3 separate regions of the Homo sapiens genome follow, and all the other regions are linked to region 1. Evidence: chromatin contacts called from ENCODE Hi-C or POLR2A ChIA-PET data. All regions are on one chromosome and are shown on one strand. The core of a region is the stretch at or near the end of the contact, and the rest is flanking DNA. Distances in the headings are between cores, read along the strand shown. Region 1 overlaps HIPK2 (homeodomain interacting protein kinase 2). Region 2 has its middle 71 kb from the start of SLC37A3. Region 3 overlaps LOC124901758 (a long non-coding RNA gene).

The links. Hi-C counts contacts between places; a loop is a spot of excess contacts on that map. ChIA-PET counts read pairs that join two places held with the same protein, here RNA polymerase II (POLR2A). Pooled maps may share reads with other maps.
Region 2: a loop to region 1 is called in a map of PC-9, with 16 times the contacts of the local background. The contact joins two enhancer-like sites. A Hi-C loop is called at or near these places in 7 of 168 maps with a recorded cell type or tissue (CD4-positive, alpha-beta T cell, CD8-positive, alpha-beta T cell, K562 and 2 more), 2 of 37 single-sample maps with no recorded cell type and 10 of 50 pooled maps. POLR2A ChIA-PET finds 5 or more read pairs at or near these places in 1 of 52 experiments (K562).
Region 3: a map of CD4-positive, alpha-beta memory T cell shows a loop between it and region 1 (18-fold over the local background). The contact joins two enhancer-like sites. A Hi-C loop is called at or near these places in 2 of 168 maps with a recorded cell type or tissue (CD4-positive, alpha-beta memory T cell and naive thymus-derived CD4-positive, alpha-beta T cell) and 8 of 50 pooled maps. POLR2A ChIA-PET finds 5 or more read pairs at or near these places in 1 of 52 experiments (naive thymus-derived CD8-positive, alpha-beta T cell).

The regions. Positions count from the first base shown.
Region 1 is chr7:139,644,207-139,648,820 of GRCh38, forward strand. The region is part of intron 2 of HIPK2 (homeodomain interacting protein kinase 2); the gene reads right to left. Among named protein-coding and RNA genes, the nearest start is that of CLEC2L, 120 kb to the left of the region's middle. Within about 2 kb of position 2,500, at least 6 of the 41 ENCODE cell types and tissues checked have a DNase peak (open chromatin) inside an H3K27ac peak, as active enhancers do.
Region 2 is chr7:140,324,893-140,329,506 of GRCh38, forward strand. No RefSeq gene overlaps it. Among named protein-coding and RNA genes, the nearest start is that of SLC37A3, 71 kb to the right of the region's middle. Within about 2 kb of position 1,985, at least 5 of the 41 ENCODE cell types and tissues checked have a DNase peak (open chromatin) inside an H3K27ac peak, as active enhancers do.
Region 3 is chr7:140,301,985-140,306,598 of GRCh38, forward strand. LOC124901758 (a long non-coding RNA gene) reads right to left here. Exons shown (of 2, transcript XR_007060560.1): 2 at 1-573. Among named protein-coding and RNA genes, the nearest start is that of SLC37A3, 94 kb to the right of the region's middle. Within about 2 kb of position 2,492, at least 3 of the 41 ENCODE cell types and tissues checked have a DNase peak (open chromatin) inside an H3K27ac peak, as active enhancers do.

The sequences.
Region 1 (4,614 bases), core at 1,250-3,749:
AAGTATACAACAAAAACGTATACCTTAACAACTTATTGGAAAACAAAGACCAGTGTCACTACCAGCCAGGTGAAGAAACAGAGCACTGTCAACATCACAAAAGCCCTGTGGTATTTCCTCCCATCCGCTGTCCCTCCTCCTCAAAGGGGCTCTGAAGTCACCATGTGTGGGAGGTGACATGCAGCCTGCACACTCAAGCCTGGGTATGGGTGCACATCGGTGTGGCAGCCCCCATGCCTCGCTGTGCTCTGCCACTGTGCTCAGATGAGGCTCCTGCCCAGGTGAGCGCAAAGGCCAGAGGCTGGGAATCCCAACACAGTGGCTGAGAAAGGAGCCAGGCCTCAGCCATTCTTTTATGATGGTCCTCATCATGGATCCTTTTGTTGACTGTTTTTCTTCCGATTCATTGTTAGTCTGTTGACTGAAGCCGAGGGTTGAAACTGGGCATTTAGAGCTGTGTTGGGAAGCCTGCTGATTCTGGGAAGGCCTAACCCAAGTCCCACTGTCACCTGCTGTCACTTTTCAGCTTTCTGGGACCACTCTTCTTTTCTCTGCACTGGCAAGGGATTTGGAATTTCAATTCCTGTGGATCAACTGCAGATGTGGCGTCTTCACTTTATTCAGCCTGGTGATGTTACCCACTTATAGTGATCATGAGATGTGAGGCTGGGGAAAAGGCTGGTCTCTTCCACACTAACACATTAATTCAAGGTTCACCCTCTACTCTAGATGGATGCATACTAAGAAAGTAACATCACTTATGTGCAACTTTACTGATTTAAATGCAAAACTTCTCATTGCTTCAACATTTAGCTTCGACTGGTTCATGGTGAGGCCTCAATAAGTGTTTGCTGGATGAATGAATGAACCAACAACAGGCAGAAGAAACACGATGCTTTCCTTTCCAAGGTTCCCAGTGCCTCCACTGGAGAAGCCCCGAATCCCCAACTCTCAGATGAGTGACTGTGCCATAGACAAGGCTCATCTTTGGGGTATTTTCTTTCCTTACAGCACCATCTGATCATGTGGCTTGTGGAGCTAAGTCACAGTCAGTCTTTATGGCTGACAGTCTGGGATAAAAGACAGAAACTTGCTCCTTCTTTGAAAGGGAGATACATTCAGTGTCACCAGCCGGAGACATACCAATTAAGAGAACAGAAGCCAGAAACTTGAGCTATGAAAAGGAACCCACTCAGTAAAAATGTCAAACACAAGTTAGAGAGTGAATTTCCATTGCAGCCTAAGGGATATTCCAATAAAACAGGTATCGTCTGAGGAGGTCTCCCCCACTGCACTGTGTGTTAGGTGGAAAACTACTGAGAAAGCAGGGCCGAAACCCACTAATACCCTACCTAAGCAACTTTCCAAATAAAGCCACTACTCCTGGCCGATGGAGTAGGCTCTGATCCTGTAAGTACAGGATGCGGCCTGACTCTAAGCAGGCAGGTGTGAGTGCGGTGAGGGGAGCCAGGTGGATGAGGCTGGCCTTGCTCTCTGGAGACGTGCACGCCATCAAACCAGCAAAACAGGACTCACTGAGGGTATGTTTTTTACCCAATTTTAGAGCAGGGAGCATCCACAGAGTAAATGTGGCCATGGCCCGTCTGCTCACAGCACTCCTGGTTAGGACCTGCTGTGGTCCGGACAAGAGCGAGCTCTCACGGTGACTGGTTGGTTATTCCAGCAGGAGTTAGGAACAAGAAGATCTTGCCAAACAAAATGGGCATAAACTCCAGGTCTCCAGCCAAGGGCAGCTTACTCAGGGGAAACCTTCCAACACTCAACTTTTCTTAAAGGAGCTGAAAAAGAACAAACCAAACCAAACCAAACCAAAGTTTGCCTTCTTGTGTTTGGGTCACAGAGGAAATACTAAGCTGGCTCTTTACACCTCCCACTAGGGGGCGCTGAAGTGCAACAGACACAGGCTCGGAAAGCCACCTGAACCTTCAACTTCCATGGAGACAGAGGGACGCGACCCACTGGGTAAGGGAACAAACGGTTCCCTTAAGGCTGGTGCGGTGGCTCACCCATGCACTGCCAGCACTTTGGGAAGCCAAGGCGGGAGGATCACTTGAGGCCAGGAGTTCAAGAGTAGCCTGGGCAACATAGTAAGACTCCGTCCCTACAAAAAATTTTTTAAAAAATTAGCCAGGAGTGGTTGTACACACCTGTAGTCCCAGCTACTCAGGAGGCTGAGGTAAGAGGATGGCATAAGCCTGGGAAGTCGAGGCTGCAGTGAGCTGTGATCACGCCACTGCACTCCAGCCTGGGTGACAGAGTAAGACCTTGTCTTAAAAAAAAAAAAAAAAAAAAGGAAAGAAAGAAAAGAAAGTTTTCAGATGAGGATACCACTGCTCCATCTTCTCATTAACCAGTTTTCTTATCCTAACAATGGGGCCTCTTTGTAGTCCAAGAACAGGGACTCTCCTACAGTGCCTTTGGAACGGAGCAACATTCAGCAAAAGAGATGAGAATGCTCATTTTGTTCTCGTGAGCCCCAAACACTACTCCAGCCAACTGAGCTAACCAGCTTATGGAATCAGGGAGCTGTCACACATCAGCTGGGGCTTTGGGTGGAGAAGGGAAGAAAGGAAGGCAGGAGGAAGGGAGGGAGGGACTCTTGAGGGAAGTCAGAGAAGAAAGAGTGAGGGGCGGTGAGGCAGCACCTGAGACTCTTGGTGGTCCCAGACTCTCCCTGAGCACACCCAGGCTTCCCCTCCGCACCTCTGTCAGTGGCCCTGTGGAAAGCATGTCTGGCCTGGCTCTCATGGAAAGCCTTTGAAGCTTTCTACTCAAACCTTACCTGCTCTAGCACTCCCTGCTGACTGAGGCTCCCTCCTGTGCTCTATTCCTACAACGCTAACTATGTCTCTACTGCCAATTCAGCTCTTTCACTCATCCTTGCACTGATAGTTTTTTTTTTTTTTTTTAAATAAGAATCATCTATAATCAGCTCCTAGACTGGAAGCATCCCGAGGCCATGGCCTGTGCATGACTGATCTCTGTACACCTCACAGCACCCAGCGTACAGCCTTGTCTACTGGGGTGAGAGGGTCGGTGTCTGCAGACATTGGGTGTCATTGTTCACACTCATGAGCTGGAAGAAGCTGTGGTTTCATTATCTTCTTTCCTACCGCCAAGCACTGTGCTAAGAACAGTAAATACCCAATACACAGATGTTTGCTGAACTGAGTAGCTGATTGTGTGAAGAAGAAGTGAAAACTGGGATTTCTTACTGTTTATTTACTTTTAAGGAAATAAGTGGCTCTTTTAGTTCTTCTCTGATAATAAGGATTTCAATGGTGAAATGTGAATAGAAACCTATAAAGCTCCACTTTTTAATAGGAGAAGCTTGACATAGGGAGTTTGTATCTATCTATCATCTATCTATATCTATCTATCTAGATATCTATATATATGCTGAGGAATAGTGGGTGAAAAGCAGGTGATAAAGGAGATACTATTTACCTACCTGAAGAAGAAGAGAGAATAAGTGGAGATAGGGAGGAGGCAGCTAGGGAGATTTTGAAAATTCAATTAAAAAAAACCCATAAGCAATTAAACCCATAAAAAAACCTGTGAGATGTTTGAAAGAATGACAGTGATCATTGGTATGAACAGCTTAGTTTCTTTTTTGCCAAGGAAGAAAAGTTTTGTGGCATCACTGGAAATCAGCGAGGGCCTGCCTGGCAGGCCTGTCTCTGTAGTGTCAGCTGTGTAAGTAGGTCTTTGTATGGTTGTATTTAGGCTTGTCCTGGATTCCCCCAAGAGATCAAAAGTTCCTTGAGGAGACAGAACCTATATTTGCTTCCCAGGGAAGTGCTCAGCTGCCACACAGCTCAGGGTGGTGATGCACACAGCAGGAGTTCAATCAACATTAACCCGCTAAATGGAGCTAACCAAATTCCACCCCCAGTCTGAAAGGCTCTGACACAGAACTGTCTAGTTCCTTTTCATTTGGCCTCAAAAGGGGTACATTTTTCAAAAAACAAAACAACCCCACATACCCCAAAGTTTCAACCTGAGATTCAATTTTGAATTGAAGGCTAAGTGAACAATTCTGCCTAACTCTTTAGTAAGTCTTGCTTGTGTGAAAATCAAACAGAAATCTTCCCTCTTCCCTCTTCTGGGTTTCCCTGACTATATAGAGGTTGATAGACTTCAGATGATCACAGAACCCAAAGTTACAGGCCATCACTAGGGAGTCACAGTTCAGACCAGGAAATCACTAGCGGCAGAGAGAAGCGTGGAGGGAAACGACGTTGCGGCTTTCGGGTTACACAGTGGAAAGGCTGATGAAGGGAATACGGCACACAGTCCCCAGCCTTGTTACTTTATCCCCCCGGGATAGCATCAATAGCTTACATGGGAGTGAGCATCATTCCTGCTTGCACCTTCACGTCCGGTTAAAACGATTCTATTCTGCAAGCCAGAGCTTAGGTTCCATCACTTCCTACCGAGCAACGCCCCCCACCCTTCTCATCAGCCCCGTCTGCATCATTACGGAGGACGGAGGACGGCTCTTGGGATTGTCTTGCTTGGCAGTGGAGGGCGGAGCAGAAGGAGGGAGAGGGTGCTGCGGGTTTTTTTTTTCCTTTCCCCGTATGTATTGTG
Region 2 (4,614 bases), core at 735-3,234, 680 kb after region 1:
GTTTTTTTTTTTTTTTTTTTAACGATTAGAATGTAGACCTTTCTAGAGTTTTGTAGACTGGTGAAGACAAGGTTGAGTATGAACAAGAATCTCTGAAACACAGAAAATGAAAGAATTTTGCCTAGAGAGTTTCTTGGGATTGAGGATTAGGAGGAAAGAGGAAATCAAGTTGGGAAAGATCAGTAGCGTTCAAAGAATGAGAAGGTACTCAACAATTTCAAAAGGGAAGAACTGGGACCTCCCAGTTTGATCAGAAAGCAATAGTGGGGGAAGTGTTTCAATCACATTTTGAAAAAGCTTTTTTTTTTTTTTTTTTTGAGAGAGAGAGTCTCGCTCTGTCACCCAGGCTGGAGTGGAGTGGCGTGATCTCGGCTCCCTGCAACCTCCTCCTCCACCTCCCAGGTTCAAGCAATTCATCTGCCTCAGCCTCCCAAATAGCTGGGATTACAGGCGCCCGCCACCACGCCCAGCTAATTTTTGCATTTTTAGTAGAGACGGGGTTTTGCCATGTTGGTCAGGCTGGTCTCAAACTCCTGACCTCAAGCAATCCACCCGCCTCAGCCTCCCAAAGTGCTGGGATTACAGGCATGAGCCACCGCGCCTGGCCCTAAAAAGCTTTTCAAAGGGAAAGACGGAAGTTGTCTTCAAATATATTGAGTTAGCCCTTCAATGTAAATAAGGAAAAAACTGTATATTTTATATATTTTATATATATATACACACACATAAATATACATACACACACACACACGTATCTCAAGAGAAAATATACATTTGTGTTGCTTTTTCCTAGAACCAATGGAAGAAATCATGAGATCCCCAGTGAATAGGATAAAGACCGTTCTAACCATGGGAGCTCTCCAACAATGGAATGGCTTCCCCGGGAGAGCATGCTCTGGTCCTTGAAAGGGGACAGTTTCCGCGGACAGGTTAGTGGCCAGCTGGTAGAGACAACACAAAGGAATTCACACACGAGAGAGGGAGGAAGCCGACTGAGCTCTAAACTCAGTTCAAAGCTGGATTCCAGATGATGGAAGGAAGAGTTGCTGGAAAATAATGTGGTTTTCCATAGGTGGACTGTCCATTCGGAGAATCTGTTCAACATTGGTAGTAGAGGGATGACAGCTGTGAGAGGTGAAGGGGGTGACTGAAGGTCTCTCCTCCCTCCACTGACTCAATTCAGAGGTCTGGAGACATAAAGACTGAAGAAAAAGGTGGACAGAAGCTAATTTAAGGGAGTGAGATTTCGAGTGAAGTTAAGGACCCACGTCTTCTGAGACTTTAGCACAGGCTGAGTCAGGGATTTTGAGGCTGAACTGTCTCAGTGGACGATCTCCAGGTCCTCTGCATCTTCCAGTATAAGGGACTGGGAGGTTACCAGCGGAAATAGGAGGCCAGGGGAGGGAACCGAGGACTTACACAGAGGGGAAACAGAGAGAGAATAACTAGCCAGGAGGACATCTAAACAAACGGATATAAAGTGAGACTGAAATAAAGAGCGTGCAGCACTTTCCTTCAAACAAGTGCAGCAGGCAGTGTCTGGGACTTTGTCTCCCCCTGCTGAGCCAAGAGGTATGAATGGTCCGCCACGGGGAAAGGGTTTTCACAGGCCAAGAACTGCTTCTTTGGGAAGGAAAACATAACCAACGGTATAAAAATCTCCTTCTCTCTCACAACCACCACGACCCTGAAGCATTAAAGAAGCTGGTAGACAGTGACATGGCTGTGCCAAGACCAGATGCGTGTGGAAGGGGACAGCAAAGGGGACAGCACTGGGCACCCCATGGCCACTCTTGCCAAGATTTCTCTGAAAGCTTCTTCCCTTCACCACCAATCCAACCCCTTTATCCAGAGGCTGTGCCAATGGCCTCTCACGGATTGCAGAGCCTGGGGCTGGGAGGGTGGGGGCAGGAAGTTAGGGATCCTCCCTCAGGTCATGACACAGGCTTGCTTCTCAAAAGATCTGTTGGTCAGGCGCCGTGGTTCACGCCTATAATCTCAGCACTTTGGGAGGCTTAGGCAGGTGGATCACCTGCGGTCAGGAGTTTGAGACCAGCCTGGGCAACATGGTGAAACCCTGTTTTCTACTAAAAATACAAAAGTTAGCCGGGCATGGTGGCAGATGCCTGTAATCCCAGCTACTCTGGAGGCTGAGGCACAAGAATCGCTTGAACCCAGGAGGCAGAGGCTGCACTGAGCTGAGATTGCACCACTGCACCCCAGCCTGGGCAACGGAGCGAGATTCTGTCTCAAAAAAAAAAAAAATCTGTTAAGGAGGATTATGAGGCTCTACACTCTCTCCAAGAGCTTGTTCACAGAATAATCTCTTTTCGGAACCTGAGTAGAACCAATAAAAGTAAAACCCACTGGGGCGTGTGGGGAAGGAGCGCTCTCTGCCACCAGTACTTTGGTCACGACTGTTGCCCCTCGCAGCCCCGCCTTCCTGGCTCCAGAATGGTTGCTCTTTATTTTATAACCCTATTAACATCTTCATTCGTCATTCTAGGACACAGAGGCCAGTTACGTCTGCTATTTGTTAGGTACTATTTTTTAATGGAAATCAACTGCAGTGCTGTTAGGTTCCTGAGGCTTTCCATGGTGAGCCTAAGAAAACAAGCAAAATGCTAAATAAATAAACAAATGCACACACACAAAAAATATCTAGGAGTGTGGTACCCTAATGTCACTCTGTAGGGTGTGATAATAACTACTAAACAAGGTAAAGGCCTTTGAAGTCCTCAGATGAAAGGTTTTACCTAAATACAATTATCCCATTAAATCCAAAAGAACATTCCTGTCCAACAGGGTAGCCCTTTTATCTGTGTTTCTCTGCCAATGAATTTCTGAGATGACAGCTTCCTGTGCCACAGTGATAAAGGGGATTGAAAACAGTTTCAAACAATTTTGCTACTTTTTATTTAATTCCTGAAAGGACAAAAAGAAAAAAAAATTCCTTAAACAGAGGGCAAGAACAAGCAGTAAAAAGCTGACCAATGGCATTTTAGAAGCAACAATCTCATTCAAGGTTAATTCAACATTTGTTAGAAAGAGGGGTGCCCGAGCAGGGACCCAAGGCAGACCTGGGTCAGCCGGGCACGTGAAACAGTCACACCTCCGCTGACTGTGCAGACACAGAATTGGGGGAGAAACACCAAGGCAGCAGTTTATCAAGTGGATGGTGCAACTCTTAGACTCAAACAGAAGATGAGGGAAAAAGAGTAAAGAGGTGCTGTTTAGAAAGGCAAACCTAGGCCGGGTGCGGAGGCTCACACTTGTAATCCCAACACTTTGGGAGGCCAAGGTGGGTGGATCACCTGAGGTCAGGAGTTCAAGACCAGCCTGGGCAACATGGTGAAACCCCATCTCTACTAAAAATACAAAATTAGCTAGGCATGGTGGCAGGCACCTCCCAGCTACACGGGAGGCTGAGGCAGGAGAATCGCTTGAACTCAGGAGGTGGAGGTTGCAGTGAGCTGAGATCGCACCACTGCACTCCAGCCTGGGCGACAAGAGCAAAACTCCATCTCAAAAAAAATAAAAAGGTAAATCTAGTACAGAAGGCCCCCTAGAGAGAGGCTAAGACCCCAGGGCAAGGCCAGTCAGCCAGGCTGGCCTGGACATCCCTGTGGGGCCACAGCCCAACAGCAGGAACGGGACACAGGTGGTTTCCACACAAAGGTGCAGGTCTGACAATTCTGCTCACCCTTGGGACTCTGGCCCTAGAGAAAGATGAGAACTGGCTACCCAATTTACACCCTGGAAGTAGAAGTAAGCCTAGGGGAAGAGTCAATTTAAGGAGAGGCTGCATGGCAGAAAAAAAAAAGCCACTGAAGTTAAATTTTAAAAACTGGGTTTTAATTTAGTCCTAGTTCTGTTATTCAGATGATTTGACTCCCAGCAAGCCACTTACTCTCTCTGAATCTTGGTTCTGACATGTAAACTACAGAATCACCTGCAGACCTCAGACTGTGGAGGGGATAAAACAGAGTAGTGAACGGAACAGCAGTTTTAAAAGATGCATCCACCTATGAAGCATTATTTCACTAATGGCTGAAAGACCACACCTTGGGTGTCCAGGTACAGAACTTTTCGAGTATTATTTGATTAACTATGCAACATGCGTATGTTCTTACTTCCAAAAAGCCATATAGTAACAAATCATTGTTACGTTGCATATAACACACACACACACACACACACACAAATATAAAACCATTGAAGTGGCTGGGTGCAGTGGCTCACGCCTGTAATCCCAGCACTTTGGGAGGCTGAGGCGGGCGGATCACGAGGTCAGGAGATCGAGACCATCCTGGCTAACACGGTGAAACTCCGTCTCTACTGAAAATACAAAAAAAATTAGCTGGGTGTGGTGGCGGGCGCCTGTAGTCCCAGTTGCTCGGGAGGCTGAGGCAGGAGAATGGTGTGATTGCAGTGAGCCGAGATCACGCCACTGCACTCTAGCCTGGGCGACAGAGCGAGACTCCATCTCAAAAAAATAAAATAAAATAAAATAAAAACACATTGAAGTGATTTGTATTATTTATGATCATGTATATGTAAATACCAGTATTTCACTTTTTTTTTTTTTTGAGATGGAGTCTTGCTCTTTTACCC
Region 3 (4,614 bases), core at 1,242-3,741, 660 kb after region 1:
GAGCTGCTGTCTCGATGATTTCTGCTTTTCTTCAAGTGTTATTTGGTTAAATATTGAGATTCCCTCAGCTAAAAGTTATAAGTCTCTCAGAAAGCTGTTGATGCTTGTTCTTCTCAGGGCTTCCAGAAATAAATTATGCACGGACACTTTCCCCATTGATGGTTGTGACACTTAAGCCCTCTTGTTTGTTTAATTTTTAAAATATTTTTGAGACAAGGTCTCACTCTGTCGCCCAGGCTGGAGGGCAGTGGTGCAATCATGGCTCACTGCAGCCTCAACCTCCAGGGCTCAAGTGATCCTCCCACCTCTCAGCCTTCCCAGTAGCTGGGACTACAGATGCGTGCCACCACACCTGGCTAGTTTTTGTATTTTTTGTAGAGACAGGGCTTTGCCATGTTCCCCAGGCTTGTCTTGAACTCCTGGGCTTAAGTGATCCACCCGCCTCCATCTCCCAAAATGACAGGATTACAGGCATCAGCCACCGTGCCTGCCTTCTTGTTTGATTTGTTCACTGTCAGTGTTGCTGAGACCAATAGTCAGTCACCTTCTTTCTGGGCCTTGATTTTCTCATCTCTGAAAAGGAGGAAATGTATTACATCAGAGGTTTCTAACCTGAAATCCCTGGATCTCCCAGGGAATCCATTAATCCCTGGAAATTATATGGAAGATTATGCATGTGTGTATTCGAGGGGAAGGGAGTCCGGAATAACTACCCCCATCCCCTCCCAAAATTAAACACCATCATGCTCAGTAATACCCAATAATTTTTTTGTTTGTTTGTTTTTTTGAGACAGAGCCTCCCTCTGTCACCCAGGCTGGAGTGCAGTGGTGCAATCTCGGCTCACTGCAACCTCCGCCTCCCAGGTTCAAGCAATCCTCCTGCCTCAGCCTCCCGAGTAGTTGGCATTACAGGCACCTGCCACCACACCTGACTAATTTTTGTATTTTTAGTAGAGACGGAGTTTCCCCATGTTGGCCAGGCTGGTCTCGAACTCCTGACCTCGAGTGATGTGCCTGCCTTGGCCTCCCAAAGTGCTGGGATTACAGGTGTGAGCCCCCACATCCAGCCCCCAAGAACATTTTGGAGCACTATCATTCCACAATCATGTGGCTACTTGTGTCAGCTGCAGAGCATCACTTTTGCTAAGTGTCTGGTTCCAGCTGAATCTTAAGAAAAGGTGATTCACTTTGCCTTTTTCCTTCCATAAGTTTTTCTGCCCTAACAGAAAGAATACTGTAAAAGTGCAACACCTCTTAATAGCGTCGCCCTCTGATCTCTTCAGGTGAAGGTCATTTCATTTAAAATAGCAAGGTCCTGAATCACGTCCATCAATTTTCATATAACCTCAATCTGGGTCCTTTTGTATTTGGCTGGCTTGTTTTCTAAATGCTGGAGCTATTCTAACCCTCAGAACGTGTCTGCAGGTCTGGTTATCATAACCAAATGGATGGGAGACGGGAGCATACCAATATATTTGGAACAATTCAACAATCCAATTTTCTCTACCCAGAGAAACAGCTCTGCAGCAGCCCCGAATGGCTACACATGCCAGGTTTGCCTAATTGGACATGGGTGTTAGCCCATCACCTGAGCAAAGGAGGGAAGCAGAACCCTCCCTGCCTGTCATGTTCAGAGCTCATTAGTTCCCACACAATCACATTAGGTTACAGATTTTCTGTGTGCCAGTTCCCCAGCGGTACCCTAGCAACAAGTTGAGCCAACAGTTTTCATTACAAACTGCCTTGGTCAGTATAAAGGAACCATCTTATATTTCTTCCAGAGAGCAAAACATGCTAGACTCTTAAGTGTTCTTAATAATTGGCTTCACTGCAGATGATAGAGGTGGTTTCAGAACTCATCCTCTTCCTAAAATATGTATTTCTCTGTTCTTAGTTCTCTAAAGAAATAGAGCTCCATGGCCTAGCGCAGTGCCTCACGCCTGTAATCTCAGCACTTTGGGAGGCCGACGTGGGTGGATCACCTGAGGTCAGGAGTTCGAGACCAGCCTGACCAATATGGTGAAACCCCGCCTCTACTAAAATTACAAAAAATTAGCTGAGCGTGGTGGCATGCGCCTGTAGTCCCAGCTACTCAGGAGGCTGAGACAGGAGAATCTCTTGAACTCGGGAGGCGGGGAGGTTGCAGTGAGCTGAGATTGCGCCACTGCACTCTAGCCTGGGCGACAGAGCAAGAGTGCATCTCAAAAAAAAAAAAAAAAAAAAAGGAAAAAAGGAAAAAAGAAATAGAGCTCCATGATCAACCTTTGTGACTCCAAGTGTGGCCCACGAACCAACCACCGCAGCATCATTTGGAGATTGCTAGAAATGAAAACATCTCAGCCCCACTCCAGACCATCTGGGCTAGAATCTGCACTTTAACCAGATCTTCAGGTGACTCACACATGCAAATTCAAAAAGTACTCCAGAGAAATCACCCAAAGCCCCACTAGTAGACAGTATCTGCCTTACATCTGTGACCTTCTAGCAAGTAATTCATGATCACTAAATGTGAGCCTCTTTCCTTCTCCCTGTTAAAACCCAGGGCACCACCAGAGAAGCTTAGAGGGAGGAAGGGAAGGAGAAACAGGCCCAGAAGATGAAGAACTTGGAGAGAGAAGGAGTAATGAAGATGGAGGAGTGAAAAATGAAAGGGCTTGGGGTGGCCTTCAGAGCCTCCCCATAAGGGGTTTTAGGCCTTCAGGGTGTTCTCCGTAGTCACACACTGCCTCCTAGAGTTACTTGGTTAATAGTCTCTAAATAGGACTCACTTTTTAACTTTGATGACTTTTGAAAAGAAATGCATGTCTCAGGTTTTATGTGCATGTTATAATTTTTCTTTTTGAGACAGGGTGTCACTCTGTTGCCCAAGCTGGAGTGCAGTGGCACTATCTCAGCTCATGGCAACCTCTGCCCCCCAGGCTCAAGCCATCCTCCCACCTCAGCCTCCCAAGTAGCTGGGACTACAGGCGTATGCCACTACACCTGGCTAATTTTTGTGTTTTTGTAGAGCCAGAATTTTGCCATGTCACCTAGGCTGGTCTTGAACTCCTGGGCTCAAGTGATCTGCCCACTTCGCCCTCCCAAAGTGCTGAGATTACAGGTATGAGCCACCATGCCCAGCCATATTTTTTTCTAATACACATTAAAATAGATTCGTGGCTATTAACATTTTGTGAAGTGTTGTTTGTAACCACTGCAGACGATCCCTGGGGACACCTGATCTGGAAGAATGATAGTCCAAGTGGTGCAGGAAGTCCCCTGAGAGCTGGCACAAAATCTACAGGGCTGGTTCTATATCCTCTTTTGTGTGTGTGTGTGTGTGTGTGTGTGTGTGTGTGTGTGTGTGTGTGTGACGGAGTCTCGCTCTGTCACCAAGGCTGGAGTGCAATGGCGCAATCTCAGCTCACCGCAACCTCCGCCTCCCGGATTCAAGCAATCTTCCTGCCTCAGCCTCCCAAGTAGCTGGGATTACAGCCATCCACCACTATGCCCAGCTAATTTTTGTATTTTTAGTAGAGACAGGGTCTCACCATGTTGGCCAGGCTGGTCTTGAACTCCTGATCTCAGGTGATCCCACCTGTCTTGGCCTCCCAAAGTGCTGGGATTACAAGCATGAGCCACCATGCCCGGCTTTTTTTCTTTTTTCTTTTTGAGACAGAGTCTTGCTCTGTCACCCAGGCTGGAGTGCAGTGACATGATCACAGCTCACTGCAGCCTGGACCTCCTATCCTCCCTCCCGAGTAGCTAGGACCACAGGTATGCACCACCATGCCTGGTCAATTATTTTTTTATTTTTTTTATTTTTTTAGTAGAGATAGAGTCTCATTATGTTGGCCAGGCTGGTCTCGAACTCCTGGGCTCAAGTGATCCTCCCACCTTGGTCTCCCAAAGTGTTGAGACTACAGGCATGAGCCACTGAACTGGGCTGAGGTTCGTACTATTTTCTCATGTGTCTAAACTGCATTGCAGGACACAAGGGTGTGGTATAATAGTTGTTATTCAGCCAAGTTAAAGCAGCAGTCCACTGCAGATCAGGAGGACCACTCACATAGAACCTGCTTAAGGGTAGTGGCAAGAACTTGGAATAATGATTGCAGATTAGGCCAAGCACAGTGGCTTATACCTGTAATCCTGGCACTTTGGGAGGCTGAGGCAGGCAGACCACTTGAGGTCAGGAGTTTGAGATCAGCCTGGCCAACATGGTGAAACCCCGTCTCTACTAAAAATGCAAAAATTAGTCGGGCATGGTGGCAGGTGCCTGTAGTCCCAGCCACTCAGGGGGCTGAGGCAGGAGAATTGGTTGAACCCACAAAGCAGAGGCTGCAGTGGGCCGAGATGATGCCACTGCACTCCAGCCTGGGTGACAGAGTGAGACTCCATCTCAACAACAAAAAAAAGATTGTAGATTAACAAGCAAATGTTTGCTTAATACTGTAAGTTAACATAAGGCACATGGGTTAGGTTGGCTAGAGTCCTGACTACAGCAGCCATCCAAGACCATCATCTGGGTTCAGAGCATGGATCTAAAAGAAGCAAGAAGCCCTCATCTGGATGTCGGTTGGCCTGAAGGAGCCTGGGGGCCTCTGATCTCCTGCAAGTCACGGCCACGCTTTC